2 separate regions of the Mus musculus genome follow, and region 1 is linked to region 2. Evidence: chromatin loops called from intact Hi-C (ENCODE). Cell type or tissue: left cerebral cortex. All regions are shown on one strand. Links, peaks and the distances in the headings refer to the core of each region. The heading gives the core; the rest is flanking DNA.

What was found. Peaks named below come from ENCODE experiments on the same cell type or tissue, not always from the same donor. Only the 100,000 strongest peaks of a DNase experiment are listed, where the experiment ranks them.
Region 1: a loop joins it to region 2, with 5 times the contacts of the local background. A loop is called at or near these places in 2 of 42 quality-filtered maps.

Annotation. Positions count from the first base shown.
Region 1 is chr2:76,859,740-76,875,746 of GRCm38, reverse strand. Ttn (titin) reads left to right here. Exons shown (of 313, transcript NM_011652.3): 96 at 1-56; 97 at 1,749-2,036; 98 at 2,588-2,680; 99 at 2,781-3,066; 100 at 3,859-4,042; 101 at 4,582-4,671; 102 at 4,770-5,037; 103 at 5,136-5,396; 104 at 7,251-7,460; 105 at 7,662-7,739; 106 at 7,838-7,864; 107 at 8,266-8,325; 108 at 8,506-8,589; 109 at 10,450-10,524; 8 more. Among named protein-coding and RNA genes, the nearest start is that of Ttn, 110 kb to the left of the region's middle. In left cerebral cortex, for the core only: a CTCF peak has its summit at 8,685 (motif pointing left); a DNase peak (open chromatin) is centred at 8,622.
Region 2 is chr2:77,691,827-77,707,833 of GRCm38, reverse strand. All of the region lies in intron 3 of Zfp385b (zinc finger protein 385B), which reads left to right. Among named protein-coding and RNA genes, the nearest start is that of Gm35431, 65 kb to the left of the region's middle. In left cerebral cortex, for the core only: no CTCF peak of the experiment used is centred there; DNase peaks (open chromatin) are centred at 4,521, 5,845 and 6,385; H3K4me3 peaks cover 2,402 bases; H3K27ac peaks cover 2,326 bases.

The DNA.
Region 1 (16,007 bases), core at 3,694-11,693, 830 kb after region 2:
CAAGGCGACAAATGACGCAGGCTCTGCCCTGTGCACATCGTCCATTGTCATCAAAGGTTAGTCATCTTCAGAGCTCTGGCCTGCCGTGTTCTCCCTCATACACTTCCATGTGCTGAAGTCTCAGTGTAGAGCCCCAAACAAAAATGTTGTTATTTAATGGATTGCCATAATTCCGTGTTTGCTAAAAACATATTATTCATAATTTTGTGACGTGACCCCCTGTAAAGGGGACTCAGATGTCAGATTTCTAGGTCAAATCCTCTCACATAGCTAGAATTCAGAGCCTTCTTTGACGTGTGTGTACAAGCAACAGGTATTTTGATGAAATCCGTTTATTTTGAACATTTTTTTAAAAAAACTATCACAGCGTATTATACTTTACTCTGCTTATTCCCAGGTACAATAAGAAGCATTTGCTTTTGTTTGTAAAGAATAATTGTTTAGTATATAGTGCTCTTATCTTTTGGCCTAAAATTGAATAGTAATACCAGACAAAATGGTAAAATTTGATCCAAAAACCAGGATTTGGGGAGAAGAATATTACATATTATAAAAGATAAACACAAAGCTCTTATTTTAAGAAAGGAAGCAGTCTCCCTCATTTTAAATCTTCCTTATATGGTTTTTCAACTATAATTACTTCAGACAGATAAAAGTTTACAGACTGCCATAATTATTGCACAAGCCCACTTTCTGGGAAAGCATGCAATGGTCACAACAGGCGAGCTGCAGGCCACCTCAGAGCATACTGGATGATCAATATCATTAGTAGGTTACCATTGTGAAGAGCTTAGCATTACTGGGTTGCCTTGCCTACAAATTCAAAGATTATCATCTACGTGATAAAATGGAAATGCATCTAGTTTCAATGCAGGCATGAAAATTGAAAGTTTGTTTTTAGGTCAGTTTATGCTCACGATGGCTTTGCTGTTGGACAGACACTTTCTATGGAACTCTGAGTCTATGTTCATGTAGAGGTTTACGGAAGCAGTAGATACCAGAAGTTGTAATCAGGAATGTTGCCTTATTTTGGCTATAGTCTCAATCGCTGTGACAGAACATGACATCAGGCATGTCCATTTGGTCAGGGAACCCAAGTCTCTGTTTATTCTCATTTGAACACTGAGTTTTGAATCTTACTTTATTTGGTCTAAATCTGGATAATTTTTTTAGAGTAACTGTAGATTTTTTTTTAAAAAAATCTAAAACTGGACATTAGAAAAAAATCCATTAAGATTTGGGCATTTCCATAACTCTGATGGTGGCTTTCTTCCACGGGAGTTTACAATCACTGCTCTAAGTGAGCAGAATGCCCTTATAAGCCTTTAGGTTTTAGAGTTTTGTAAAAATGCTGCTGCCTGTAGTTTTTAAATAATCAAAATCATGCTGCATTGCACAGCCATTGATAGCAGTGCCAGCGTAGTATTTGTGGAGCTTAATCAGGACACAGATGCTGTGTTGGTTTGTGGACAGCTTGGCAGCTGTTCTTTGCTTGTTTTTAAATCTTTCTTTCTTTCTTTCTTTCTTTCTTTCTTTCTTTCTTTCTTTCTTCCTTTCTTTCTTTTTTTACCCCAACAAATGTGAACAACTGCTCAAAGAGGAACAGATTCTGACTTATAATTCCATTCACCACAGTGTCCACTATCACCTGTGGGAGAAGCTATTGTGCCCTTTGTACATTTCCTTTGTGAAAGATAATGTATCCCTTGACTCTGTCCTCCTCATGAAAAATGCCTTTTCAATTCCAGAGCCTAAGAAGCCGCCTGTGTTTGACCAGCACCTTGCCCCGGTCACGGCCAGCGAAGGTGACTCTGTACAGCTCAGCTGCCACGTGCAGGGCTCCGAGCCCATTCGGATCCAGTGGTTGAAAGCTGGTAGGGAGGTAAAGCCTTCGGACAGGTGCAGCTTCAGCTTTGCTAGCGGAACCGCCATGCTGGAACTCAAGGAGACAGCTAAAGCAGATTCAGGAGACTACGTGTGTAAGGCTTCCAACGTGGCTGGAAGTGACACTTCAAAGTGCAAAGTGACCATTAAAGGTACAGATACCAAGAAAGTGTGATGAACATTACGACAGAAACTGCCCATGGTGGTTAGTTCATTGGAACTTAAATAAGAATGGAGTTAGAGGTGTTAGAGGCAGGTTATTTGCCATTTGTAATCTGTCGCCCTCATAGTGAAAGTATCCAGTGATTTAATGGAAAGACTCTCGATACAAAGTATTTAAAGTTACCCAGAGTTCAACAGCCTATTTCTTGAAATCCTCATAGCACATCCACAAGGATATATTCAGGGTAGTTCCCAAAATGATGCTATGATGATATGATGTGAAATAGCTTTCTGTCATAGCCTAGAGGAAATCTATACAATAAAGTCTATAAATCCCAGATTGGATGCTAGCAGTCCATTCGAGTTCAACCTCCTGTAGCCATCCCTAAAATGACTGCCTATGAAATGGCTTTGTCACTAATAGCTCACAGTTAGTGAGTTTGCGGAGCACACCCCAAAGCTCTTAAAGTTTTACACACCAGAATATTTATTACAGCTTTCAAGTTTTTGTAGTAACAAAGCATGGACATGTGTGTTTCAGAGAAACCAGCCGCAGCCCCAGCAGCCAAGAAAGCAGCCGTGGATGGAAAACTCTTCTTCGTGTCAGAGCCTCAGAGCATCAGAGTAGTGGAAAGTGAGTGTCCAATCACCTGTAGAGTGCTATGGGTTCAATTTCACGAGCACCCATTAAGCAAGATTGATTTTTTAAAACATTTATTTTCCCCACTCCTTAGAAACCACTGCCACGTTTATTGCAAAAGTTGGAGGTGACCCGATCCCGAATGTCAAATGGACAAAAGGGAAGTGGAGACAGCTGAACCAAGGGGGTCGCATTCTTATCCATCAAAAGGGCGACGAAGCGAAGCTGGAGATTCGTGACACCACAAAAACCGATTCTGGCTTATACCGTTGCGTTGCCTTTAACAAGCACGGTGAAATTGAAAGCAATGTCAACCTACAGGTGGATGAAAGAAAGAAACAAGAGAAGATTGAAGGTGATCTTCGCGCGATGCTGAAAAAGTAAGTCCTGTCAGAACTGTGAAGAGGACTTCTTATTCTCACAGAGCCCTTCAGAATGAGCTACTGCAAGACTCACAGCTTGTCAGTGGGTGGAATTTAGTGACGGTATTTGTTTTAGAATGATAATAAGAAACAGAGAATGAGACACATCTAGAAGCTTTTAGGCAAAACGAAATACCTAAATACTATGTGTCCAAGTCTGAAAGACTTGCTTTTACAAAGTTTTTTTTTTAATGCTACAGTTTCATAGATCAATAATTTTAGGCATTTCCATAATCAATAATTGCAAAATAACTTGTGTTTCACCATAATTATTAAGTTATTGAATCACTCACCTTTTCACAGTTCTTTTTCATGATGTGATATTTAAATAAAGTTTTCCGTTGGTATTTAACGTAACCATAACTAATGGAGCTCCTGGTTATGAGGTTAATGAACACACTCCTGTGTTCATTCCTCTTCAACTCACTGATCACATTTCAGCACTGTAAAACAAGAGCCCACCATTAACCCATTCTATCACCAAACTAACTTATTGTTTTGGTCAAAGTGGTAAAATTAGCATGTAAAAATCATTTCTGAATAAAGAATTTATTTCTCTTAGTTTATTTATAACTTTGTGATATAAATTTATACAATTTATGTCTTAAAAAATATTTCTTAATGAAGAGCATGAAACTGTTGCCTAGTGAGGAAAGATACTGAGACAGACCATCCTAGGTCACGGCAGACAGCTCAAACTCCTAAGCAGATGACAAACGATTGATCCTAACTTCTTTTTTCCTCTTTTAGGACTCCAGCCCTCAAGAAAGGATCTGGGGAAGAAGAGGAAATTGATATCATGGAACTTCTCAAAAATGTGGATCCTAAAGAGTATGAGAAGTATGCGCGCATGTACGGAATCACCGACTTCCGGGGCCTCCTCCAAGCGTTTGAGCTGCTGAAACAGAGCCAGGAAGAAGAGACTCACAGACTGGTATGGCCCTTTGTTGCCACATCCCCTAAGGGATGGAGACAGCAAACGTCTTCCATATCATCCGAATGCCTTGAATTCCCAAGACACTAAATTTCTAGGAGGCAATTTACTGTAACCTAGCTTTAAACGATACTGTAACCTAAGGTATATCAGGAATGGAAGCCAGAGGGCTGAAGAGATGTTTCAGTGGTTAAGAGCATGGGCAGCTCTTCCAGGGAACCAGGGTTCAATTCCCAGCACCCACATAGCAGCTCACCATTGTCTCGGCTCTGGTTCCAGTGAATCTGATGCTCTCTCTTCTGGCTCCTGCCAGTACCATACTCAGATGGTGTCCATCACTCAGTCAAGCAAAACACACATACACAGAAAAGAAAAATAAATCTCTAAAAATACCAATACACACAAATAAAATTAAATCTTTAACAAGCACCAATACACATAAATTTTTTTAAAAAATTTAAGGAATGGAGGCCAAGCATAGCCATGTACCTGCTAATTCAAATTTTTGTTCCTAATATATTATCCCCCCCCCCAATCAGGAAATCGAGGAACTAGAGAAGTCAGAAAGAGATGAAAAGGAATTCGAAGAACTTGTAGCATTTATTCAGCAAAGGCTGACACAGACAGAGGTAAAATGAACTATGTTAATAATAAAATGTACAGACTTATCACTGGGAATTATAGGGAAGGAATGACTAACACTAACACGTATTAATTCTTCTCCTAGCCTGTCACTTTGATCAAGGATATTGAAAATCAGACAGTTCTGAAAGATAATGACGCCATCTTTGAAATTGACATTAAGATTAATTATCCAGAAATCAAGCTTTCCTGGTACAAAGGGACTGAAAAGCTGGAGCCCAGTAACAAATATGAAATAAGCATCGATGGTGACCGGCACACACTCAGAGTCAAAAACTGTCAGCCTAAAGATCAGGGCAATTACCGTCTGGTCTGTGGTCCCCACATCGCTAGTGCCAAGCTAACTGTGATTGGTGAGTGAGAACTCATTTTAAAGCCTTGTGAGAGTGCTGTTGTGCACATTAGCATATGGTGCTGATGCTGAGCAACGTGCGTTTCTGTGTTACAACAGAGCCCGCCTGGGAGCGGCATCTCCAGGACGTTACTCTGAAGGAAGGCCAGACTTGTACCATGACGTGTCAGTTTTCTGTACCAAATGTGAAATCTGAGTGGTTCAGAAATGGCAGAGTCCTTAAACCTCAAGGCAGAGTGAAAACGGAAGTGGAACACAAAGTCCACAAGCTGACCATTGCCGATGTCCGTGCAGAGGACCAGGGTCAGTACACCTGCAAGCACGAAGACCTCGAAACTTCAGCAGAGCTCAGAATCGAAGGTGGGTGAAACCTAGACAGAGTTACTGGTGGAGCAGCAAGAATCAGCAAGTGCTTGCGCAGGCCCCTGCAGTCTCACCTCGAACAAACCCTCCCACATGTATGACACACTCTTCCTTGGGTCAAAACTCATAGATTCAAAAGGAAAATATTCAACCAAACACACATTTCTTTTAGACAAAAATAGGACTTTAATGTAGACTAACATGGTTTTTTTAATGGTGGTTTCTTCTTAAAAGCTAAAGTTAATAATTTTCATATTTATGACTACGGTTCCTAGAATAAAATCTTGGGAAAGAAGTTGTAAATATAAATCTAAGAAACTGTGATTAGGAATTGCTACTTTTGGGGGCGGGGGCTTACTTTGATGTTAAGGGTATGAAATTTTATAGATAACATTAACAACATACATGATGAGTAATGGCTTTTTTTAAAAAAAATATTGATTTCCTTTAAAAGATTCTATTCCTACTGTCTGAATCCCTGAAGTAAAATTTCTGACTCAAAGAGCAATACTATAATTTCTTAATTGTTAAGCTTTGGGAATTAACCTTAAGCTATCCAGGAATAGGTTTGGGTTTTTTGTTTGTTTTGTTTTGTTTTTGTTGGTTTTTTTGTTAACTGTGCCTCATAATTTAGTACCATTTTAATTATTAAAATTAATACATATTATATTAATTATATATTATAATAATTATATATTAATCTTTTGTTCAGAGGTATTTCAGGTTTCTGAATTATTTTGCACTGAATATTAGTGCCTCGTTTTTAAAGTTAAAAGTGTAGAGTAAAATAGCTTCATATTGGAGTAAAGTTTTAAGTGCTATTCATTTTTAAATAAGTAAATGTTGTAAATATGTTCATCAGTGACAAAGCTCACCAGAGTGTCATTGTCTACCGGATGCACATGACACTGTTACCTGTGTAGTCTCAGACTTCCACACAAGTCTGAAGGGAGATCTGCTCACGCCTAGTTCGGCTCCTAAAAGCGCCTGCTGTCCGCAGGGGGGCGGTGCCTTTGTGTTTACCTTTCTGTGCTTGGAAAGTGGGTTTCTGAACTCCGGAGAATCCTCTGAAATTTAGAATTGCAAATTTCACATTGAATTTGAAATCATTCCCCAGGGAAATCTTTATAGAAAAGAAAATTCTAGATCCTAAATAACAACAACAACAAAAAATAATTTTCTCAAGTTAAGAAAGGGTTTGCAAAGGAATTCAGTGCAAGATTGTCTATGTGTACTCCCGTTACGAACCTTCCACTTCGTGGACAGCTTTTGAAATTTAATGTGAGTTTGGGTTCACATCTCCCTGTGGCATTTCCTTCATATGAATGTTTTAAGGACTCCTGGGCATTTCTTTACGCCGTCCACTATCCATTCTCTGAGAATGGCCTGAAGGCTGGAAATAGTTTGGTTACTGATACAAGAATGTGTCACTAGTGTTGTAAGTGAATACAAATAGAAGCCAAGCTTGGGAACGCAGACCTGCAATCCCGGGTATCTGGGAGACTGGGGCAGGAAGATAGAAAGTTTGAGGTCAGCCTGCGAATCTTAGGTATACCTCATCTCAAAAAATATATAAAAAAAATTAAAGTACGAGGGTGGCATAGCACTTCTTTGTGAGGCCCAGGTTCAACAGTGATACCCTCCCTAAAAAAGCTAATTGTGCTGGGTCTGGTGGTGCACGTGTCCACCCTGTAATTCCAGCACTTGAAAGACCAAGGCAGTGGGGACCTGCTTGAGCCACACGATGAAACCCCAGCTCAGCCACCAAGAGCTTTAAGTATCTGAGCGAAATCACATCAGCAGAGATTTCTGTCTGTGCCATCTAACTCTGCATCCTTTGTGTCCAAACAGCCGAACCCATTCAGTTTACAAAGCGCATACAGAACATCGTGGTGAGCGAGCATCAGTCTGCTACTTTCGAGTGCGAAGTGTCCTTTGACGACGCCATAGTTACCTGGTACAAAGGACCAACAGAGCTGACTGAGAGCCAGAAATACAACTTTAGAAACGACGGCCGCTGCCATTACATGACAATCCACAATGTGACCCCAGATGACGAAGGTAACTGCACGGACAGTTTGCCAGTGACTATGTAACGTAAGACTCACCTGCACCTGCCTACTGATATTTCTACCTTTATGCTTACATTCTACAATCCTCTGTGGCGTACTTTATAACAAGAGGGAAAGACAGAAGTGAGCATTTTATATTGAGCTAAGGAAGTGTTTTAGGAGACTAACGTAGGATGACAATTCTCTCCAGGTGTCTATTCAGTAATTGCTCGGCTGGAGCCAAGAGGCGAAGCAAGAAGCACAGCGGAACTGTACTTAACAACCAAAGGTGAGGACAGGCCCTGTGGGGACCATGCTATTGTCCTGAAAGCAAGCATCTTGCCCAGAGAGCTATACATATAAAAACACTCTCTTTTTCTTTTGCAGAAATAAAACTTGAGATGAAGCCTCCTGGTAAGTTATTATTATCTATAGTAATACAATATAACTATTAATATTTAATTTTTGCTTATAGTGAGTTGAGTGTGGTTTTATAAATACAGAGGCCCAATTAAAATACACAAGGTTACCATTTCTCTTTTCATTAAAATGCTGTTTGGTAAAAATAATTTCAAGCAGAGTAATGTTATGCATTATGAATTTGGGGAAGTGGAGAAAGTGAAGTTGTTATTAGGAACACACAAAGGTGTGAATAGAGAAATAAGCAAGATCTCATGAGCAGCAGAACTGTGTGGCACGTGTGTTATGTCATGAATATCATCCTGTCTGCATGCCGGATGGGGCTGTTGGGAGTGACTGAACAATGAACGTGTGTTATCAACTCCCCAGTACTTATCACTATACATTTCTTCCAGATATTCCCGATTCCAGAGTTCCAATCCCAACCATGCCCATCAGAGCTGTCCCACCGGAAGGTAAGATCCTAGCCTTAGCATCTGGGTATAGAGAAGGAAGGTTCTACTTCATCGTCTCCACTGTGGAACCAGGAGAAACACTCGGCTCATGTTCTAAATAGAGACTGGTGTCAGTTGTTCTGACTAAACCCTTGAATTAATAAACAAAATGCATGAGATGTCTCTTTTTTTTCTTCTCAGAAATCCCTCCTGCGGTTGCTCCTTCCATCCCTCTTTTGCTGCCATTACCTGAAGAGAAGAAGCCGCCAGCAAAACGAATTGAAGGTATTACACTTAACTGAAGTGGTAAACCTTAGAATTCCAGTCTGGTCTTGAAAATGTGACTTCCTGTCACTCGTGCTCCCTCTTGTGGTCAAGAAGTTGAACTGACTTGAAAATGTTATTCCTGCTACATGGTTTGAAATTCTGAAAATTATCAGATTAACCCAAATGTTATGTTTACTTTTAAAATATTGCAAAGGAATCACTTAGGTATTAGTTAAAATTAAATTTATTTTAATGCTGCTAACTATTATGCCTAACAATCAATATGATAATAATAAATCCAATTTGTGGAGCAGCTTATGGAAATATATCATATTAGTTAAGAAGAAAACTGAAAATTGGGGTTTGTTTTCTCCTCAATTATACTTCTAACTACTCGTTGTTAGATACTATTTATGCAAAAATATAACTGAGAATACCTTTCACATGTTTGACTGGGTCTTCTGTGGGGATTTGTTTGTGTTTTATTGTGTTAACCAAGGAAGGAGGTAACTAATTAAGAGCTAAGTTCCCAGCTCAGAAGGCAGAGTCGGGACAGTTACCACCAACATAAGGCCCATAAGACAAGCCAAATGGAACTATATAGTAAGACCTTGCCTCAGAAGCAGAACGAAACAGACAAACCCTTAAACATACAACAAATTGACCATCTCAAATGCTAAATACTTAAGTAGCTTCCCTGAAGCCATACAACCCAGGCAGAAGGTTGCCTAAGACTTCCTAGGGCTACAAATTCAAAGTTGCTAGGAGGATTCTCTCAACATAGCCATAAAACATCTACTGGTCAAAGCTGTGTTTTTCTATAGCCTGGTCACTGCCACTATAATAACATCATGGAATGACATGTTGAGTTCTCTTACGCCTGCTGCAATTGATATTAAAATGTTTGGTCTATTTTTCAGTCAGTTCCAAAGAAATTCAGTATTTTTCATCCAATTTTGTGCCTAGTATACTTTTTTTTTTTTAAAGATTGTTTTTTTTTAATGTATGTGAGTACACTGTAGCTCTCTTCAGACATACCAGAAGAGGGCATCAGATCCCATTACGGATGGTTGTGAGTCACCATGTGGTTGCTGGGATTGAACTCAGGACCTCTGGAAGAGCAGTCAGAGCTTTTAACCACTGAGCCATCTCTCCAGTCCATATACTTTCAATAAAAGAAGGAAACATGTTTGTAATTTATATGAGCATACTTGAGGATATTTTGTGTACTTGCAGCATAGAGGAATAATCAAAAATCATAAATTAGATTCCATGATCTTTCTGGGGTCAGAAGCAGTAATTTCTGTTTAAAAAAAAAAAAAAAAAAAAAAAAAAAAAGGCTTTCCCTTTAAAGGGAAATGTCAACATGACTGCTGGTATTCATTGCAAAAGGTGAGAGTTTAAATCAGATTTTTAAAATCACAGGGTGTTTCCTGCTCACAAATGCTAACAGCCACAGGCAACATGGCTCAGAGCCGTGACCAGTGCATACCCCCTTGCAGCAGCAGCAGCTGCACCCACACGTATGACATGGGTTGGACTTTAATTCTCTTATTCCACTTGCTGTTCTCCTGAAAATTTTGATCTCCACACCCAAATGAAACACAGAGGAGAGGGCATAACTGCTCTCCTCCTCATCTGATAATGCTAATTCTTATCCACCATACAAGCAATGGACATATAAAGCCACAGTATATATTCTACCAAATGTATCCAAAATCAATCAATCTATCTATCTATCTCTCTCTCTCTCTTTCATGCACACACACTTTTTAGTACATGATTTTTCTGAAGCAAGTATCTCACAATAAAGTTTATTTTATAATGTTCTTATCCTAAAAACCTTTACTTATATCTGATATTTGTTTTTGTTTTTAGTGACCAAAAAGGGTGTGAAAAAAGATACCAAAAAAGTTGTCACAAAGCCCAAAGAAGAGGCCCCACCACCACCAGGTATATTATAATCAACTTTAAAAGTCAAATAAAATTTTAATCAAGAAATGGCATTAGGGTTTTCGCTGTGGAAACTTAGTGTAGGAAACACAAGGGGTAAGAGTTGGAGTCACGAGATGAGAAATCCCCTCGTCTCTCAAACTCTTGGATTTCTACCTTCCACGCCTGCCTCTGACAACTGATGACACAAGCAGAGAATGCTTGCCATCTACAGCTGATGATGTGAGAGAGACCTTCAAATCAATCAGGTTCCACTGCTCTTTCTGACCAAGCCCTCCCAGAGGAGTTCAGGGGTTGGTGCTACAATGCTGCCCCTGTAGCCCAGCTCAGGGTCTTTCTTGGTTTTCTTGTCTTACCATTTGAAGACAGAAAGTGGCACAGTTAGGAGAAATGTAATCTATCTTGGAGGGGTATGGAAGACATTTATATGACTAATGTAAAAAAGCAGCTATTGACACAGAGGGAAAGCCCAGCAACCTCCCACCCAGTGGCCAACACAGGCACAGGCACCGACCATCACACGGGCTTTCCTGGGTGGTCACTTTGAAAGCATGGGTGTTTGGTGAACTTTAAAGTTAATAATGAAAAGAGCAAAGGCGTGAGCTTTAAGCACTAGATCCTTTACACATTCCTTTGCTATTTCTTCTACGTTTGAATTGTTTCAAACCAGCCTAAACTGGAATGAAACCCCAGCCTCTGGGCAGTTTGTTACCCTGACTTGTCATAGCAACTCATATTAGCTTGGTTTGGAGATGATGGGGGCTCTATGCTGCTCCTGTAAGCGGTGCTACATTAGTAATAATTCATATGCAAAGGATGATGATAGTGCTCTAGATTAATAAACATTAAACAACACACAGTCTAAATGGAAACATGCATTTTCTGTTTTTTTTGAAGTCCCAGAAGTTGCCAAGAAGCCTCCACCTCCTACTCCCATGATTCCAGCAAAAGGTAAATAAAAAAGGAATTATTAGCCATTTTATAATTTACTCCTGAAGTTTGCTTGTATTCTCTTTATTGTTTTTAAATATTAAGCTTCCATGTTATTGTAAATTTTTCAGGTCCCCTTGGTCATTGTGAAAAAAGGCTAGAAACAATGTTTTCTGGTGCTCCTCCAGGGGAAAGGAAGCTATGGATGGAAAAGGAAGGGTTCCTTCTAAGCTTTACATTATAATCCACACACATATTAAGGGTTTATAAATAATGTTGATGTCGTGCTTCATGGGGAGTTGCAAGGAGCTCTCCAAACTGGTGTTCATGTAAAACGATGGAAGGTATAGCAATGTGAAACTATCTATTGAATCTATACTTTTGACACTAGAAGAAAACCCTCAAATCAAGAGCAAAGAGCATTTGATCCTGTCATGTTGCCTAGTTAATAAAATCGAACCCATAAAAAGCAAACCATAAGAGATTCTCAGTCTAATACTACAGCATCTGCAGAGCTTGGTGCTGAATAACTGTGGATTTCCCTTGGATAAAGCTTTCTGATGGGTGTAATTGATGGGATTTTTCCTTCTCTTCCCCCTTCTCCTTTTGTCTTTCAGCTTCTGAGATTATTGACGTGTCCTCTAAGGCTGAAGAGGTAAAAATAACAACCATCACCAGAAAGAAAGAGGTTCACAAAGAGAAAGAGGCTGTGTATGAACGAGAGGAAGCAGTCTACGAAAAGAAAGTTCACATAGAGCCTTGGGAAGAGCCCTATGAGGAATTGGAAACGGAACCATACACAGAGCCATATGAAGAACCCTATTATGAAGAACCAGATGAAGACTATGAAGAGATCAAGGTGGAAGCTAAAAAGCAAGTCCACGAGGAATGGGAGGAGGACTTTGAAGAAGGACAGGAGTACTATGAGAGAGAAGAGGGCTACGATGAAGGGGAGGAAGAGTGGGAAGAGATTTACCATGAAAGAGAAATAATTCAGGTTCAGAAGGAGGTTCATGAAGGTAAGCATCAACTGGGTGGCCATTCTTCCTCTGCGCCTCATTTTTGCTTCCTTTGATGTTGTTACTTGATGTAAGATGGGCATAAAAGCTAAGATGATCATTTTGGTTTCTCCAAGGCTATGGTCTTTAATCCTTTAATTTCTAGAGTAGACATCATCCCTATGTGAGATGATGTGATTTCATTGTAGGTTGAACCACTTAGTCCCAGTACTGAGGCTACATCCCATGGGCCCTTACTACTCAATTCTATCTTGAGACTTTGCTCTACAGTTATGTTGGTCATATACTGCCCAGCATGACAGATTCCTTTCACAATACTAAATTACACTTAGCTTTTTAACATCTGCAACAAACACAGCCTATTAGAATTGACTGGTTTAAGCATCCCTGTTTATCTTGTGCTTTTTATTAAAGAATTACATGAGAAGAAAATCCCAGCCAAAGTGCCTGAAAAGAAAGTACCACCTCCCAAAGGTATGTGATTAGAATCATTTAAATAAGCAGAGTATTCCTGTCCTTATCATGGCTTGTTTGGCAAGGATGACTGAATCAACAGTTAAATCCAATAGGCACAACTTCTTCTCTGAGTTTATTGTATCTATGAATTTTCTCTTGAGAATTTATATCTACTCGAAACAGTAAAAATATTAAGATAAAAGAATGTTACAGTAAAGATAAAATGAATATAAACAGTTCCAGTAACTCGCGCTTAAGGTTGAAAACACCAAACCTGCCTGTCTCTAAAACTATTCTATTTACATACATATGTGTGTATGTACAGAGAAAAAAGAAAGGATTTTTAATAGAAATTCTAAAAGTACTGCAATTTCTTTAAAATATTTGCAGTTGTAAAGAAGCCAGTAGTTGAAAAAGTTGAAAAGACTACTCGGAGAATGGAGGAAGAAAAAGTTCAAGTCATCAAAGGTACCGACACCATTTAAAGACTCTTCTAGTGACATGCACCTAAGCTCTCCGATATATGCTCACATGAGATTTATATAGTTACCCAAGCTGACATAGTTTTGAAATTTTGCGCTATGAAATCTCCTTCACATTACAAATGTATTTGTACATGTTTTTAAAGTACCTGAAGTTTCTAAGAAGATTGTTCCACAAAAACCTTCCCGGACTCCAGTGCAGGAAGAAATAATTGAAGTGAAAGGTATACATCTTCATTTGAAGCTACAAGCTCTGATTATTGTAATCTATGCATACGGATATCTGAACATACATTGCTAAATTATTCAAAAGCACCATGAATACTTTATCGTTTGTATAGTGCACATTTTATTTTGGATTATACTACTATGTATAATTCAATAAGTTTATTTTTGCTTTCGGTCTTGCTTAGAAATGACTTTCTTTTTAATTTAAGGAAGGTTTTGTGTTTAACGAGTAATCTTCTAACTTTACCATGCAGTGTATTACATTGCATGTAATATTTCCCACCCTTTAATTTATATAAATTGGTCCTAATAGATGTGGGGAAGTGGTGCATTGTATGTGAAGAAGTTGTGGCTATTTGATTCTTATTTAATTGTACTTGATATGAGACTGCATGGTTGGTTTGTCCAGACAGAGCAAAACATGATTTGTTTTCTCCTTGAGACTGATCTTGTTCTTAATCTACCATACTAACCCATTCAAGCTGTGTCTAAAGATTTGCATATTGTATACCATCATGTGGTAGACTATCTATCTGTGTCTCATCTGATGTCCTGTCCTAGAAAAGGAAATAGTAACATGGCAATGCTCTTTTTAAAGTACCAGCTGTGCACACAAAGAAGATGGTTATCTCTGAAGAAAAGATGTTCTTTGCTTCTCACACAGAGGAAGAGGTGTCTGTCTCAGGTATATAGCAGTTTTGAATTTGAGAGCTGAAGACACAGTTTCAGATTAAAAAACAGAGCTTTTCAGTTCCCTTCTTGCCTACTGTGTGATGGTGTAGGCCTTTCTGTCTCTTTGTATTTCTCTGTTATCTTTTCCCTTTCTTGTCTGTTGCCTTTAATTATTTTTTTGTTTTGATATTCTTAGTAAATTACAATTGCCATCCACAACATGATCTATCAGTAATTAAGATTGTATTTTCTTAAAAGTCCCCGAGGTGCAAAAGAAAACTGTCACTGAAGAGAAAATTCACGTTGCAGTTTCCAAAAAGATTGAACCACCACCCAAAGGTATCAGTAAATTAATTCTATGTTTAAAATGTTTTCAGGCAAAATTCTCAGTCAATATGTAACGACACTGATACTAAGTATCAGAATTAGTCACACAGGTGACAGATGGAGAGTCTGGATGGACAAAGGACTCACTGGAGAGAGAGTACAAAGGGATGAAGCATACAAGGCTCTACTCCCTGTCTCTGGGCACTTCAGTCTGCTGACATATGTATTTGGAAATAATACATGAGGAAGCCCCTCATATCAGCTCACCAAAGGCTTGTTTAAAACGTGAAGAATCTTCTCAGTTAGGAGTTCAGTATACCAGAAGTATTAAAAACTCAGTTTTGTAAATTTATCATTTAAGTAAATTCTATTAGAAATTCCTTAATACTCAAAACTCGTAACTTCCGGGTTTTCTGCATTTTATTACTCCCTCTGTTTCTGGGGTTGTCTGCATCTGCTCTTTGTGCAGCAAGAATGCAATAGGATGGTTGCCTGCTGGCCAAAGCTTTCTAACTCAGAACTGTAGAGTACTAGTCACACTGTGGCCAAGTGTGTCAGTATTTCCCCACCACTGAAATTGAAAAATACAGTAACCACTGGGCAAGGTAGTGCACGTCTTAAATCCTAATGATAAGGAGGCAGAGGCAGGCAGATCTCTGTGAGTTGGAGGCTAGCCTGCTGTACATAAGCAAGTTTCAAGCCAGCTGGACCTCATGGTAAGACCGTGTATGGAAGAAAGGAAGGAAGGGAGGGAGGGAGAGAGGGAAGGAGGACTCTAAACTCTACATCACAGTTATATCCTCTTTCCCTAGCCAAAATTTTAAAAAAACGTTTAATATCACCTAATTGTGGTCATCCAACTGGCTTTAAACAAAGCAAGATTTCATTCACCATTTCCACTATAAAAACCCATGCCATTAAAATGATAAACACAGTTGTTCCTTTTCTACTTGGCCATTCAGCCATTCCCACAAATCTTGGTTTCTGAAGTACGATTTTCTTGTATCCAACTGGCAAAAAGGAGGGACATCTACTCTTTGCTCTTGTCTTATAAGAATATATGTCTTGTCCAGATGAGCAGTTTCTCAAATACAGTACATTTCTTTTAAAGTCCCTGAACCACCTAAAAAGCCAGTTCCAGAAGAAGTGGTCCCTGTTCCCATTCCTAAGAAGGTGGAACCCCCAGCAGCCAAAGGTAGAATAACATTTGGGGAATTTTGTCTTTTTTGGACTTTTTGTGTGTGAGACCTATGTATTGACAAATGTTATCAGTAAACAATCTCTCATGTAGTTAACTCTCAATCTATCGATTTCATTAATTTGTGGTAACACATGTTAATAAGAGTTTTACATGCTAGACCATCCTAAC
Region 2 (16,007 bases), core at 3,164-11,163:
ATTTTCTAAAAAAATAAGGGCTGTCTAGCATCAAGCATCAATTTTTAAAATTTGAAAAATAAATAGCAACACTTTTCTGTGTGAACATCAAGTCTCAGGCCATCAGAGCAAGCATTTGGTGGTGAGTGTTTTGAATCATCAAAGGTATTTTTAAAGCCCAGATGCCTTCTTGAAAAATAAATGTTATCACTTTTAAAATGATCTAGAACGAAAGGCTTTGGGTAGCTGTTTCAATGGTGATGTAAAATTAATGAGCTCACTCTCTGCCATGGGACCCATGTATTGTCACCCTGACTGACTTGACTCTTTCACACCGATGTTCTGCTTTCATACGCTAACAGCATCAAGGGAAGGAGGCTGCCTCAGTTAGAAATCCCTGTGGCTTGTCACAGCCGGCTGTGGCGTTGGTATTTGGCTTTGTCTTTTCTGGGAGCTGGTTCTTGGGCCAACTGTGAAGTACATTACTTCTCAAAAGATGAAAAGTCTGGAGGAGCTGTGCGGGCTAGTTGTTGCATTTTTTATGGGCTGAGCATAGCAGCGTTCATGGTGTGTTGACCCACTTTATTTCCAGGGGTCACTCTCATATGAGCCTGCTTTGTTAGCCCATAGACTGTTGTCCTCCCGATGCTGGACGTTCACCTATTCTTGTGTGAACATGCGTTAGAAGTATGTGTCAGGAGAGCATGACCTTTAGGTAAGGGTGTTGCGATTTGATTCCGTGTTTCACATCACCCAGGAAAGCCAGGTACTTTTACAAGTTAAAATAACTTTATCAAACCGTCTAAATTTCACGTTGGTAGCTAAAGAGAGAATATGGACTCATGTAAAAACAAACAAAAAACACAAAACACCAGAAACATGTGGTTTTTCTCCTTCCCTTATAAATTGACTCTACAATCACGTTCCAGGGTTTACGAGTAGACCCCCAAACCCTGAGGACTTCTGGTCACACCCCTCCCCTCTGGAATTCCCCACCAGAGCAAACCTATTTCCCAAAAGGTGGTTAGGAAATGTTCTAAGACAGTGGCTAGTGTCCTGTAGGATCAAAGGCTTAAGTGAAATTCAAGCGTTGTTGTGCTAAAGGTCTGAACTAGGCTTCCTTTTGAACATACGTTATTCAAGGCGCTGGCGAGATGGCTCAGTGGCTAAAGCACTGCCGCTCAGTGATCTGTCACTCAGTGATCTGTCACTCAGTGATCTGTCAGTCCAGTGATCTGTCACTCAGTGATCTGTCAGTCCAGCTGCAAGAGATCCGACACCCTCTTGTGGGTTTCTTGGACACAAGGCACACACATGGTGTAGAGATACACATGCAGGCAAAACCAGAAAACCCACCCCCATAAAAATATAAAATAACATTTAAAGTACATTATTTGGGAAGTCTACACATAGTAGAGCATGTAACTACTACCATAGTAGACGCAAATGAGATAGAAAGTTAACAGTGTCGCATGCGATGTGATTCTAGATACGTTGTGTGTGAGTACAATGAGAAAAGAGCTAGAAAAAGTGTAAACCCAATGCTGTATACTCATTCCGAAAGTGCATTCTTCCTTTTACTATTTCTTCTGGACTTTAATGTAGTGGGACTGGAGAGATGGCTTGGAATGGAAGAGTGCTTGATCTCCAAGGAGAAGGATCTAATTCCAAATTCCCAGCATCCAGGTAAAAAGCTAGGCATGGATGCACTTGTCTATGACCCCAGCACTGGGCAGACACAGACAAATCCTGAGAGTTTGCTGTCCAGCCAGCCTAACACAGGGCACATATTTCCACTTCAGTGAGAGACCTCAAGGCAACAAGGTTGAAAGTAATAGAGAGCACCCAGTGTCCTGCTTTGACCTTCCCATACCCTGCACACAAACACACAGACATCACACACAGACACACACACACACAGACACACAGACACACACACACACAGACACACACACACACAGACACACACACACACAGACACACACACACACACACACACACACACAGAGACACACACACAGACACACACACACACACACACACACACACACACACACACACCGGCCTTACACCAAGTAATCAGTGGGTGGTTGATATTATGGGTGGGGTTTGTCATTGCTCAGTAATCCTGGATGGCTGCTTCTTGCCTGAGGTCCCCACGTCCTAGTTTTGTCACCCTGTATTACTGCCACCTTTTTGCTCAGCTTTGTACCTCAGCCTTCCTAGGGTCTTCTCTTTTGTGCCTGTCCTGCTCAAGCTCCACTGCTCTCCCAAGTCTTAGTTATGCAAGACAAGTCCTGCTTAGGTACCACTTTCCAAGCCTGAGCTTTTAAGCAGAAAGCCTTTACTCTGTAAATCTTGCAACCTGAGAACTTCCAGAAACCAGGGAGTTTCATAATTCATACTGATGGGAAAATTGGCCTGAACTGATCTGAGGTTAATTGTAATGTTTACTTATTCTGTCTTATATGAATATGCATATTTTGCTACAGAAATGTTAGTGTGCCTGATTAGGGTTACTGATCCAGATTTGCAGGATATGTCATGCCAGTCATTTATGGTGCAAATGGAGGGTCACCTTCCAGAAATACAAAAATATTGGTATCTGAAATGCATCACAAAGTAAATGTTTTATAAAAACAAACTGAATACATGCCAATGTTTTTGATTCTTTGATTTTTATTTTATGTGTACGTTTGAATACCTTCATGCATGTATGAACACCATGGGTATGTTTGGTGCCCTTGGAATCCAGAAGAGGGCATCTTGGAATTGGAGTTACAGGAGGTTGTAGGCCACCGCATGGGTGCTAAAGCCAGGTCTCCTGAAGCAGAAACACATGCTCTAAACCTCTTGAGCCGTCTCTCCAGGTCCATCATGTTAACTGTTATCCAATTGCTAGGCATCTTTGTTTGCAGTAATAATGGGAGAATATTCAGAGACAGCCTTCCATGTAGTATTTTTCAAGATGGCACTTGCATCAGTGTCCAGGGGAGAGAAGGGTGGGGAAGAACGGGAGGAAGAGGGAGCAAGAAATACAAGGTTAGTGAGTAGTTGGGAAATCTGTGGTGTTCAGGGTCATGGTCTCATGATACAGTCAGCTATTGTCTTAGGGTCTTCACAAAATAAATGGAATTTAAGAGGCAATAATAATCGCAAAGGGCAGCAGTGCCCGGCTCTGTGCATTCATACACGCGCCGGGCCTATGTCTACGCATGCATGCCTGTATGCTGTCTCCACAAAAAGAGTCTACCTACTGGTGTGTCAGGAATGAACCCTGCATCTAGAAACAGAGTGAGGAACCCTGGTGGGAGTGGCTTGTCAGATATTGCTCCAAAATGCTGTCATGCAGATGCACCTTAGACCTAGTGCTCAGTTTTACACAGGTGTTGTAGGTTGCACTCACCCACCGTTAAAAGCATCCTGGAGTCAGTCACATTGCTAGCACCCATCCAGTCCTTCACAGATTCTCTAGTCATAATATGGCTTTGCTGCAAGCATCCTGATCTGCTCCACCCTCACAGACTCAGTGAGAACCTGAAACCTGGGAAAACACTGGCACGGAACCCTAAGTGTGTCCTTTGTGAACGCAGCCCATTAGGAATGGCTTCAGGGCTATCTCGGTGATCTATGATGGATGTTTTGTGTCCTGTTTTGCTTTCCACTTGGCACGGACACATCAGAGCTATGTATTTTGCTACCAAATTACTGCTCCTTTCAGGGTTACCATATGCCTTGTAACGAGAACATCAGCTGGCTCTTCCATCTTATTTGTTAGTAAACAAAAGAGGAAGGATAATCTAAGAAGGTAAACATTTAAATTTGGGGTTGTCCAGAAGTGGGATATATGGGTCTAATGAGCCTATATGCTTTTTTTCTTTCTTAACTATAAGTGAAGTTTTGACATTGCAAGTATACTGTCTTTTCTATGGTCATTCTTTTTGTCACACAGAATACATTTACATTTTAGGCTGTGTAAGAACTTACAGTTAAACTGATAGCAGCTTGTTCTGTGCACAGCTATGCACATTTCCCTTGTCACCTTAATTCACTGAGGGCACTTAAGAGTTAAAGGATATTTAACTTGCTTCTTAATAGACATTGTGAAATATATGGGAAAATTTCATCATAATTGTCTAGTGACTTCATTTGTGAATGAAGAAGTCCTGGGAACCTATAGCTGTTTTGATTTTTGCAGCCTTAGTGCCTAGGGCTTATGCTAGAGACTAGTGATTTCTTCCCTCTACCCTGCTTATTGTTGAAAAGCCAGAGCTATTTTTAACATTCACACAATTTTGAAAGACGATTCTTCATTCCACAAGGTTTGTTGCTAAATCTGTGGAGCCTTTCATAATTACATCCTTTTTGTGGTTTGCTTGAATTTGATCACAGTGGCTGATTTCATGCATTGATAATGAAGGCTTAGGTTGCCTGTTTCTCGGCACAAATCCACCTCCGACGCGAACGTTGACAGTGCTGCTGGTTTCAGCACGCGTAGAGATCCAGATTGAAACTGCTGCTCTGCTTTCTTAACAAATGACTCAGAGCGCGTTCGTCCTTCCCTAAGATGCTGCCAGCGTGTAAAGGATTTTCAATGAGAGTGAAATAAGCCAGCCACGGGAAGGTTCTGAGCGGCACTGATGTAGTGTGGGGCTGTCACGGATAATCAGGCTGGAGCCAAGTCCCGGTAGCACCGTACATCACGCTGGCCGCATCCTGGAAGTTTTGTTTATCCAACTTGGTTGCTCGTGAAGCTGCTGAAATCCCTGCCAGGATGTGGAGTGGACTTCCCAGCAGAGGTGAGCATCTTTTATTGTAAAACTTGGGTGCTGTGGTCTGGGAATGCCAGGAACAGATTCTTTTAACCGTTGTTTTGAATCCTGTGGAGTCATCACTGGCGATTATTATATCGGGCTGGCACTTGGGAAGGGGAAAATTGAAGAGCAAATCGAACAGCCTTTAATTTTATTGGGAAGTAACTCTCTTGAATGGGTGTGATAAGCATCCTTTTTTCCCCTGTACTAGCTGTGTGCCGGGGACATCTTACCAGCAGGTGACTTCCTCTGCATTTTAAACATTCAGAACAAGTCAGTGATACGCGATTTGCTATCATTACCGAAAGTAGGCAATTAGCAGTGTTATTATGTGTTTCAGGTATATGAAAAAAAAAAAAGAGGCTGTAAACCAAATACATTCTGCAGAGTCTTTGACATGAAAAATATGTAGGAGGAAACAAATCATGTTTACAAGGTAGCTGAGAAAGTGAGAGCAACGGCTTGCATACTGTAGATGACACCTTGTTAAGTCTGACATTATTAATAATTAAAAGTTATGACCTGTCATGCAGTGGACAGCCTGCAGTAATTGGTTTCTAGTGATGGTATACTGACCAAGAGGGGAAAATGAACAGTATTTCTTTATGGAGCATGCATGCATGAACTAGATGTGATATTTTAATGTAGCATATTTTATCATTTAAAATGTAACTTTCCCTGGTGCTCACCTGGGAAAGTTAAATGACCGGATAATCATGCTCAGAATATTTCTGATATAACATTTCAAGTGTGGGGCACTGGAAGGCCAGTAAGATAAGGGCAGGATCAAAGTCAGCCTCCTGCTAGAGATCCTATTGCCTAGGTTCCGCTCTACTGTAAGTTTATGTGATCAGAGCCGTTTCTGTATAAGAAAAAGAGCGTGCATGTTGTGTTGTATTCAGATAGCATTATGCTTATTATGCACTGGGTGTGTTAGGAGCACAGAGAAATCTGTTCCTATTGATTGGAGGCTAACATGGCACATGGGATTTGAGCATATATGTGAGTGTGCTTTTCTTGCTAAATGTAGTTGAGGCTGCTGTTGGTGCTTTGCAGCTTTAAGTTATAGATGACTATACGCTCCTTCGAAGACTCGGGAAGCCAGCATATGTAAAGCTTGGCTAAGCAGTCACATCAGGAGCAAACCATTTGTGCTCACCAATCTGTCTCGGCAAGTCCCAGGGCCACTATCTCGCTAGAAGCCACTGTGTGCTTTTAAAGGCATGAAATGAGTTTTATACCAGGCACATGGTTTCTCATTTAGTGGCTCTTTTTTATGGTACTGGTCAACTGATGGTCCACTACCAGGATTTTGGTGTTCTGCCAAAGGTGATTGTGTGTGCTAACGTGTCTGTATAGTTAAGAAAAGCAAGAAGACAGGTGTGTGTGGGGGGTGGGGCAGTGAGACCCTCAAGAAGACAAGCTTATTAATTTTGCTTTGGAGCCATTGCCATTTCTCCAAAGTTCTTTATGCTGTTTTATCCAGGACCCACCCGTCAGAAGTTGCTGACATGGTCCAGCCCTGGACATAGCTGTGCCCTGCCAGTGTACAGTATCTAACCCCTTCATTGCAATGCATATGTAGAAACTACTTTACTGGGCCTGACTGTGTTTTGCAATTCATCATGACGCCTCCCCTGCTTCTCTGCTAATGCATGCTTAAGCCCTGTTACAGGCAGTCAGAAGCGTTTGCCATCTCATATTTATGTAAACAACCAATACTTGGTTGCATGCGTATATACTCAGAGCAGGGTGAGATCAGGCATCAAATTGAAACTCTCCTAAGAGGCATTAAAATTTTTGGAAAGATATCTTCTGTCATGAAAAGACCTGATCTTGAAATTTCAAAAACAATTTTTGTTTGCTTTCATGGATGTCAGTAGATGAAATGACTGTGCCGTCCTTGGGCTTTTCTTTCCATCAGAAGGTAATGCTTGTTGAGAGTTTTGAATCAGAGGTGACCCAAACTACTAAGATATTTAAGGGAACAGTGTGTTCTTGTTATTGTTCTTAGTAATAAAAATAATGATTTCTGAGCGTGTTTGTTCTCTGCATGGTGTAGCAGGCGTCCAGGAGACTGAGATGTATATATTGAAATGTTGATAATGGGTTTTTTCCTCTTGTGTGGTCTGAAAGACCTTTGGAAACCTTTAATTTCATCACTTTTCCCTTCTTTTAATTCTTGGATCTTTGCCTAGCAATTAAAGATCCAGGATAAAACATCTCTCCAGATGGCTCGGCAGTTAAGAGTATGTACTGCTCTTACAGAGGGCCTGAATTCAGTTCTCAGCACCCATGTTAGGCTACTCACAACTGCTGGCAACTGTAGCTCCTAGCAATCTGCCATGTCTGCCACCTATGGACACCTGTGCATGCAGTGTTCACACACACACACACACACACACACACACACACACACGAGAGAGAGAGAGAGAGAGAGAGAGAGGGGGGGGGGGGAGAGAGAGAGAGAGAGAGAGAGAGAGAGAGAGAGAGAGAGAGATCTAAGAAGTAATTTAAGATAAAAATGGTGTTGCTGTTGAAATGCCAGGATGTAAAGCATGCCATTTTCATCAGAAGTCAACGTGGCTTTAGATGTAGCATAATTGTAAAGACCTTTTATTCCTTCGGGAGTCTCCAGCCATCATCGCATTGTACAGTGGACTTTGTTTTAGAAATAACTCACATTCATCACCCCAAAGCCCAGGAAACTGCTTGTGTTTGTGGGTTGAGAATTAGAAGGTTATCAGATACTGACATTTTCTCTTGAAATTCTAGACGATGCTATGCGTTTACTCAATGAAAGCCTTGGTAGTATGGGATTTGTCATGTTACACACAGTGAAGAAAATCCGCTCAAGGGAAGCAGGAGCTAACTTGTCATATCTGCCTCAATCTCGCCAGCAATTTTTCTTTATAGGTAATAGAATTTGGGGAGTCCTGAGGAAGTGATCTGCTGACAGCTCTTACTTTTATATCAGAGGTCAACAACCTGGACTTGTTCGTTAGCTGATTTTTAAAAAACGATTACTTCTGTAATGTAGCCCATGGGGGTAAAGCTAGTTTAATTGAGAACATGACTAGTCCGTAGGACCTTCCCACTTCCCAATGGTCTGGATAATTGATGGAGTTTGCAATTTGTTTTGAGGTATGTTGCTGAGGTAGATGTGGATTAATGAGAGCGTGTGTCTCTGGCCTCAGCGTTCAGTCTTTTCATTGACTTTCTTTTCCTTACTTCCCACTAATGAACGAGGAAGATCTTGTCTTCAGTTGCTACATTTAGCAAGTAAAAACACAAAGGTCTTCTAGTTAAGCTTTAAATTTAGCTAAAAATATAATAATTTTAACTATTATTATGTTACATGTATCATTTGGGTGGTGGGTATTCTAAAATTGATTGCTGTTTAGCTGACTGCAAGTTTGTCTAACCCTGAGCCTCCCTACCTGCTTTCCCAATAAGAGGCTGCCTCTAGGTGACCGCCTGTGAACTTGGTCCTTACAGAAGCCAACACAGAGGCTCTCTGTTCCTGCCAAAGCAATCCATTTCTGCTTTTGGATTTTATACCTAAACATGCCTGCTGTTAAGTTACCATTTGAGAAACTTAAAATGGGCAAAAATAGTGCTGTAGAATGGAAATAATGAGTGTGTGAAGGCTTCCTATAATTACTAAAATAAATCAATAACAGCAGAACAATAAATAATAGCTGCCAGCGACATTTCAAATAAATGAGGATTATACAATTAGCTTCCAATTGTTATCCCTTGTCAGTTAGAACATTTTCAAGACTTCATCAGATTTGAAATATTTATAAATTAGTTTTTCTTGGTTGTACTTAGTATGCTTAATAGAAGTTTTCTCCCATTAACTCCCTCTGCTCTACCACTCCATCTGGTCCTTATTTAAATGTTTTTTTTTTTTTTCTGAGTAATCTTGGGACTTACTAATCTTGTTTGGCTCCCCATGGCTTCCTTAGAAAGGCCAAGAGGCTTAGGGGCTTTACATACCAGAAGAGCTTGAACTCACTATAGCAAGGTAAAGTAGAAGAGAGAGTATGTGTGTCCACTATGCATTCTGCCTGTGATGGCAGAATGTTTTGGCAGCTGATATTGGGTTATTGCAATAACTTTATAACATTTATATGTAATTGTATATATGCCAGTCTGCTGACCCAAACCCCACCCTTACCCTGAGCTATCTCAACTTTCACCTTACTAGAACTCATTAAGATCATTGTGCCTTGGCTGTCCTTGCTGGAGAATAGAGGCCCTGTTCTGAGACTCCTGCTTCTGAGACTCCTCCCTCCACCTAAGGAGAAGTGTTCCGCTCACTGAACCTCTGACTTGCCTTCCCTCTCTCTCTTCTCTCACATTCTCATACCCACCATTTTTTTTGTAAATAGTCCCAACAGGAGTAAATATATATGAATGTATAATTTAATTCTCAAAACTAAAAAACAAAAACAAACAAGTGGAATGAATTTCACACACACTGATAGTTTTGCTTACCAGGATACCTAATAATTGAAAGTGATTTAGGGAAAGAAGATGTATAGGGCATTTCCTTAATCTTTCTGTTTCTGATTAATAGCCCACCTCAGTTTTATCTGTGTCAGTCATGTGATGTGTCAGACCAAAAAACCCATTTCTTGTTTCTGGTAAGTGCAGTTGACCTGAGGTTTTAAAATGAAGGCCTGCTCCTATGGTGACAAAGTATTGTTGAGTCAGCCATCTCTGTTTTGACTGAAAGGCTCCCCATCAGCCATCACTTTATTCCTCCATATCTTGTAACATGGGAAGATACATTTTTATTACCTTATTTACTTATGTCTATTAGCAATATATGCTTCTTTCAGTCTGCTTACTTTTATTTCTAAGTATAAATATAACTTTTGCTTCCCCCATTAACCTGTTTTTTACCCTCTCCTAATTTTCTAGCCAATACTATTACTATGTTATACATCCTTTTTCCAACTGTTTAAAATGATATTTGTGGTCTTTTCTAGTATCTTGGAAAAGGTTCTCTCTTTACCTTAAACACTCCCCTCCTCTCTAGATTTTCTCCAGTAACCTCCTACACACACAGCAGGTTTAGCCAACATCAGATTCTTAGCAACACATTTTATTGTTGTCTTTATTCAATGGAACATGTGTGATAAGGGGTGTAAATTATAAGATTTAGTAAATAACAATAGTAACACTACAACCATAGCTATAGTTATAGTTGGCCTTATAGCATGTTTGTTAAAGCAAATGACCAGCATGAATTCATGATCCACTCTCAATCATTGAATATCTACTGGTGTTTTTTCATTTGAAAGTGGAGAGGTGCTGGTGAAGTCAAGATCTTAGTTTAAAACTCTAATGGTTTGAATGCCACCCGAAATTCTCGTGTTGGAAGTGTGATCCCTAGTGCCAACAGTGTGGAATAGTGGTGTCCGTGGCAGGTTTTTAGCTCATAAGCACTCCATCCTCAGGAATGGAGTAACACCATCATCATGAACAGGATGGCAAGTCTGTAAGTCTGACCTCTTGCCTTCTACAGCAAAAAGATTCTTGTCAAACACAGCCCTTGATCTTGGCCTTCTCGTTCTCTGGGACTGTAAGATGTGAATGTTGGCTCTTTATAAATTATCCTGTCTTAGCTGTTCTGTTAGACCAGCACAAAATGGACTAAGACTATGAGATTGCGGGAATCCTTAAGTTTCTAGAGTTTAGCAGACTAATGTCTTCTGATCCCCTCTAGGAACTCTGTAAACCACCAGGGCACCCAGCCAAATGTCTTGTTGATGAGATTTCAAACATGGTATTGATCAGTAATTGTTATAGAGCTGTGGTAATGCTAGTACCAGAGAGGTTTTTTGTATTTATCTGGTTTTGTTTTCTGAGACTCTAGTGTCGTTTTTAAAAGAAATATCTTCTAGAAGCTTCTCTGTCTTCTGATAAAACCAAGAAAACAAACAAAAACTATCCCTTCTTTGATAAAGATTTTTTGGAGGGCTTTTAAAAAGGACAGGAGCAACAAGATTCAGAAATGAAGCCACAGTAACTTCTCTTGCCAACAGTTTTCTATGCTTTATATATTATGTGATAGATAAAATTCCATTAGACTTTTGTCTAACTGGAACATTTGGAGTTTGTGTATTTAAGTATACTAATGGACCAAGTAAGATTCCATCATCTACATCATGAGTGTTTACATTTTTCCTACTCATGGGAAGTATAGAGTCGTAGATGTCATTTCTACTAGGAGTTCTGAAATGGCTGTGGGTCATTCTTTAATAGAGATAGCATGGAAATAGTCTATTAATACAGGTCTAGGTTCAACTACAACAGGTTTAACCAACATGAAATTCCTAGCAACAAATTTTATTGTATCTATTCAATGGAATATGTGTGATAAGTGGTGTTAATTATAGGACTTAGTAAATAACAATAGTAATAGTCAATGTTCAAGCTAATGTTATACCCTGCCCTCTATATATTTAACTCCTTAGTCTTTTTACCTTTATAAAGGAGTTCTAGGTAAACTTTAGTGAAATTAAGTCAACCCCCACCCAGATTCACACAGCAGCTCAGCTGAGATTTTAAATTCTTTTGGGGGGGGGATCCAGATTACAAGTTTTGAAGAAGACCCTAGACCAGGTTTCGGTAGGAGAGTCCACAACACCAGGTGACAAAGATTTTAGTAGATTTATAACTGGTTGAACACTTACACACTCAGTGTACCTGGCCCCTATGAACTTAGAGTGAAGTACCCTAATTTATGATTCAGTTCAGACCCTTATGACCTGGTCATTAAAATTTTCATGTTATCCAACAAGGATAAAGATAAATAGAAAAGCACAAGCAATTTCACTGCTTATCTGTAGGCTGCCTTGCACACTGAATGATCAGGTGCTGGACGCATAACCATAGCATCACAACCTTGTGTTCTCAAATGCTCTTGCTCTGCAACCCTAGTTGGAACCACTATTAACCTCAGTTAAGAGGAACCGAAGGGGTAGGAATATTGATGAAACAGATGGATCTGGGTGAAAAGCATGCTATGATTGCCATATGCCCCCACAATTTTGAAGGGTGTGGTGATTAGATTTAGAATCGCATAGGAGGTTAAAGAGGCACATCTGCCTGGGTGTCTATGAGTTGTTTCCAGAGAGTATTAACTAAGTGAGGAAGATTCACCCTGAATGTGGCTAGTCCGAGCCCATGGAATGAGGGATAGGAGAGCAAAGATGAGAGGTGGGAAAAGCTAGCTTAGAGCCACCATTCCTGCCTCTCTGCTTCCTGGCTGGCCACTAAGTGAATGGCTCTCCTTGGACAGATTCCTGATTTCATGTGTTCTACTCAAATGCATGCAGCTAAGCAACCCCAGAAACCATACATCAAAAGAAATAGTCCTTCTTTGAGATGTTTCTGTCATGTCTGTCAAAGGGATGTAAAATGTACACTTGGTACCTTCTATAGCATCTTCTATGGCGTCTCTGGTATCACCACCGAGAAAGGAGTCGGCTGCTCTTAATTCTTCATTCTTTCCCAACTGTTACTCCACCTGATGCCTGCCATAATCCTGAGAATAGAGAAAGTAGGATTTGCTCACTGCACTGATGAGAAATTAGCATAATAAATACAGTAGTGATGATAGTGCATGCCTACATATATGACTTGGACACACACAAACGCACACTCTTCTTAGCTTCTTCTGAGTCTGGATGCAGTTTGGCCCTCTGCATATGCAACAGTAGATGCCGTAATCAATTCAGTCGTTTGAACTTAGAAGGGCATGGTATGGAAAGTGACTATGGTCAGTGATCTTCACTTATTCCACAGAAAAGGTATAAAGCCTTTGCAAGTAGGAGGCCGGCTCAGGTGGTGATTTAAAGCTGAAGGAGCAGGCTTACCAGTCAGTGGCATTAACACCAGCATCACATTTTATCACGTCTGACTGGGAAAGGGGCTTCCTGTGCAGTGTAATTAACCATCCTTGACACACCTCATGCTAAAGGGCACGCTTATTTAGCATGGTGTAACAAATCCAGTACTTAGCAGGAATCACCATGGATTAAAAGTTTAATGGTTCTGTGACTTGGAAGAGGAACAAGGGCAGAAGAGGTAAGTTTGTACTTCGATTTGCTAATTAGAAGAAAACCTAAAAAAATGCTGTCACATAATTGGAGGAAATGTGTGCTCAATTTTATCTTTTAGTCAAACTTATAAAGCCCTTGTCAACTATCAATGTAGACAATTTATAAATTATTCTTTTTTAACAATGTTGACAATTTATAAATTATTCTTTCTTTTATTTCAATAAGTAGATTATAATCACTGATCTAATATATGTGTACCTAACACAACTTTTAGTTGTTAGCTATTGTTGCTACTGATGGTTTTTGTTGACCAATGAATCATATTCATCCTCCTTTTATCATATTTAAATGTTTATAAAATAGCTTTCGAAAGAATTGACAAAACATACTTAAGAACAAACGTTGTGCCCACAGTGAACTAGTTCTGTGCTCAGGCAGTAAATGCAGCTCATTAGTATATTTATCACACTACATGGTACAGAGTAGAGAGAGCCCTGCATGTGAGGGCCTGAGTGTGCAGTGCTCACAAGGCCTTGTCAAGGAATCCATAGCCTTAGACATGGGCATGAATGGTGGAGTGACCCTTCTCCCAGGATGAGGCTCAGAGAAGGATGGCAAAGCCTTCCTCTGGTCCTTGTGTGGGGGTTTTTGGTAGCATATGCGCAAAAATGTCCACCATAGCTTCCTCCTCCTGCCCCACATTTGCAGCCGGAAGAGAGAGACTGCTTCTACCAAGATGAGCTAAATCAGTCTCCTTGATCCAGCTGTATACCATAAGCTCTGCCTCCTCCATCTTTGTTTGTATGAAAGAACCTTGCCTCCCTGTTCAACTGTAGATATTGATCACGCTCAGCTTATTGTGCCCTTTCTCCTGCAGAGAGCCCTGGTCTACCCATCCGACCTCAGCTTTTTGTGTGTCTGCCTGCCAGTCTGTCTGTTTTTGTTTCACTGCCTAGTCAGAAGTGTTCCTGGGGATCAAGCAAGGACTCAGCAAAGTGGCACCTTGAAAAGGGACTGGGACAAGGGTGTGGACTTGGGCTTCAGGGAAGTCTCATAGTTAGAGGAGGAAGGCTGCCAAGAGGAGCAGGCTTATACAGAGAAAGACGAGGAGGAAGGAAAAGGAGAAGAGGAATAAAGAGACAGGAGGACGCAGGGGAAGGAGAGAAGCCAGGAAACAAGCAAAGGAGGGGGGAAGGGGTGGTTCTCGGGCCTCAGCTCTTAGGGAAGCCAATGATGAGTTTGTCTTCCTTGGAAGTAATAGGAGGAAAATTGAATACTGGATACAGGGCTGAGAGCACAGGCCACCTGATTCCAACTTTCTGTCTCCGTGTCCATCTGTCATTTCTTTTCTTCCCTTGCCACCCTGTCAGATCCAAGTCCCTAAATCTATGCTGGGACATGACATTACATATCATTTTTAAAACCACCTGTCTCACATCCTAGACTCTTAGTGTCTTGAGATCAGTGACCTGGTCCTTCAAATCTGTGGCCCTGACTACACTATCTGGACATAACAAGTGATCCAGTCAAAACACTAAGGCAGTGGTTCTCAGACTTCCTAATGCTGCAGTCTTTTAATACAGTTCCTCATGTTGTGGTGACCCCTAACCATCAAATTATTTTCATTGCTACTTCATAAACGTAATTTTGCTACTGTTATGAGTCATAATGTAAATATTTATGTTTTCCAATGGTCTTAGGCGACCCTGTGAAAGGGTTGTTTGATGCTCCCAAGGGGCACAACCCACAGATTGAGAACCACTGGAGTTAAGGCTAAAGCCCATGCATACAGGACCTGTAAATATCTCTGAAGAACGTAATACATTATTCCATAGTGTTGTTTTTTAACAAGATTTACTCTCTCCTTTTTGTGTGTGCCTGTGTACATGTCTGGGTATATGTAGAGGCCAGAGGCCAACATTGGCTGTGTTCCTTATTCATTCTCCACCTTATTTTATGATTCAGGGTCTATTGATCTGAGAATGTGTTTCTTAGGTTAGACTGGCTGGCTAGCAGACCTCTGGGAGCCTTCTGTCTCAGCCTCTCCAGCTCGGGAATTACAAGTACATGCCAATACACGCCGCTTTTACACAGGTTCCGGGGCTCGAACTCAGGACATGGTATCTGTGTAGCTAGTAATCTGCTGAGCCTTCTCCCCAACCCCAAGACAGCCCTATTTAAAGTTATAGTAAGATGCCATTTTTATTAGTTTTAAAAATGAATAGGACCAAATACAATCATGAACATAAGAACTCTATTGCTGATAGAATCTAGATGGGCTCACACAGTTGTAGGGTAATGTGACAATAACTATCAAAATGTAAACTTTATACATTGTACTGCTAGGTTTAGTCAACCATGCATGAACTCATAGATATACAAAGGCATAAAACAAAAAAAAATGCCATTTCATGTGTATATGTATGCATACACATGTAGAACATTACTATAATATGGCTTGTAGTGGGAAATATATAAAGAATATTTACGTGGTTGCCAACTTATCCTGAAGAAGAAATGAGCAAACGTTTATGCATCCCAGATGGGACTCCAACAATAAATCAAAGAAATGTTTCCATTCAAGTCCATCTTGGTAAGGCAGTGAAACTGTTGGGCTTATGTGCAGGAAAATGAGTGGCCCCCAAACAGCCACAGTGTCCCCAAAATGTCCTGAGTAAGGATGGGTGGTGGCCTTCCAAAGCTGCATAATTGGAGGCCCCCTTCAGCGAGCCTGCCTCTGTGCACTCCAGCATCTTCTGTGACTTTGTGGAGGTGGTGCAGAATCACTGACAGCTATGAGGGGGTGGGGGTGAGGGAGAGTGTTTGGAGCTCTGAGAGGCTGCAAGCTCAGGCGAGGTCTGCGACCCTCCCGCCGGGGGATGGAATTGATCTTGGGAGCGTGCCCCGTTGACAGTCCTAGCCACTCTGAATAAGATGGTAATAGTGTTGTCACGCCCAGAGGACAGCATTCCACATGTGGCAGATGATGACAGTAATAACTGTTGTTGGTCCATGTGCTATGATATTATGCAGTAATTTAAAATAATAAGATAAATCTGCAAAAGCCAACATGTAATACTGTATATGATATAAGGGCAAAACAAGACATAGAACAAAGTGTGTATTATTTATA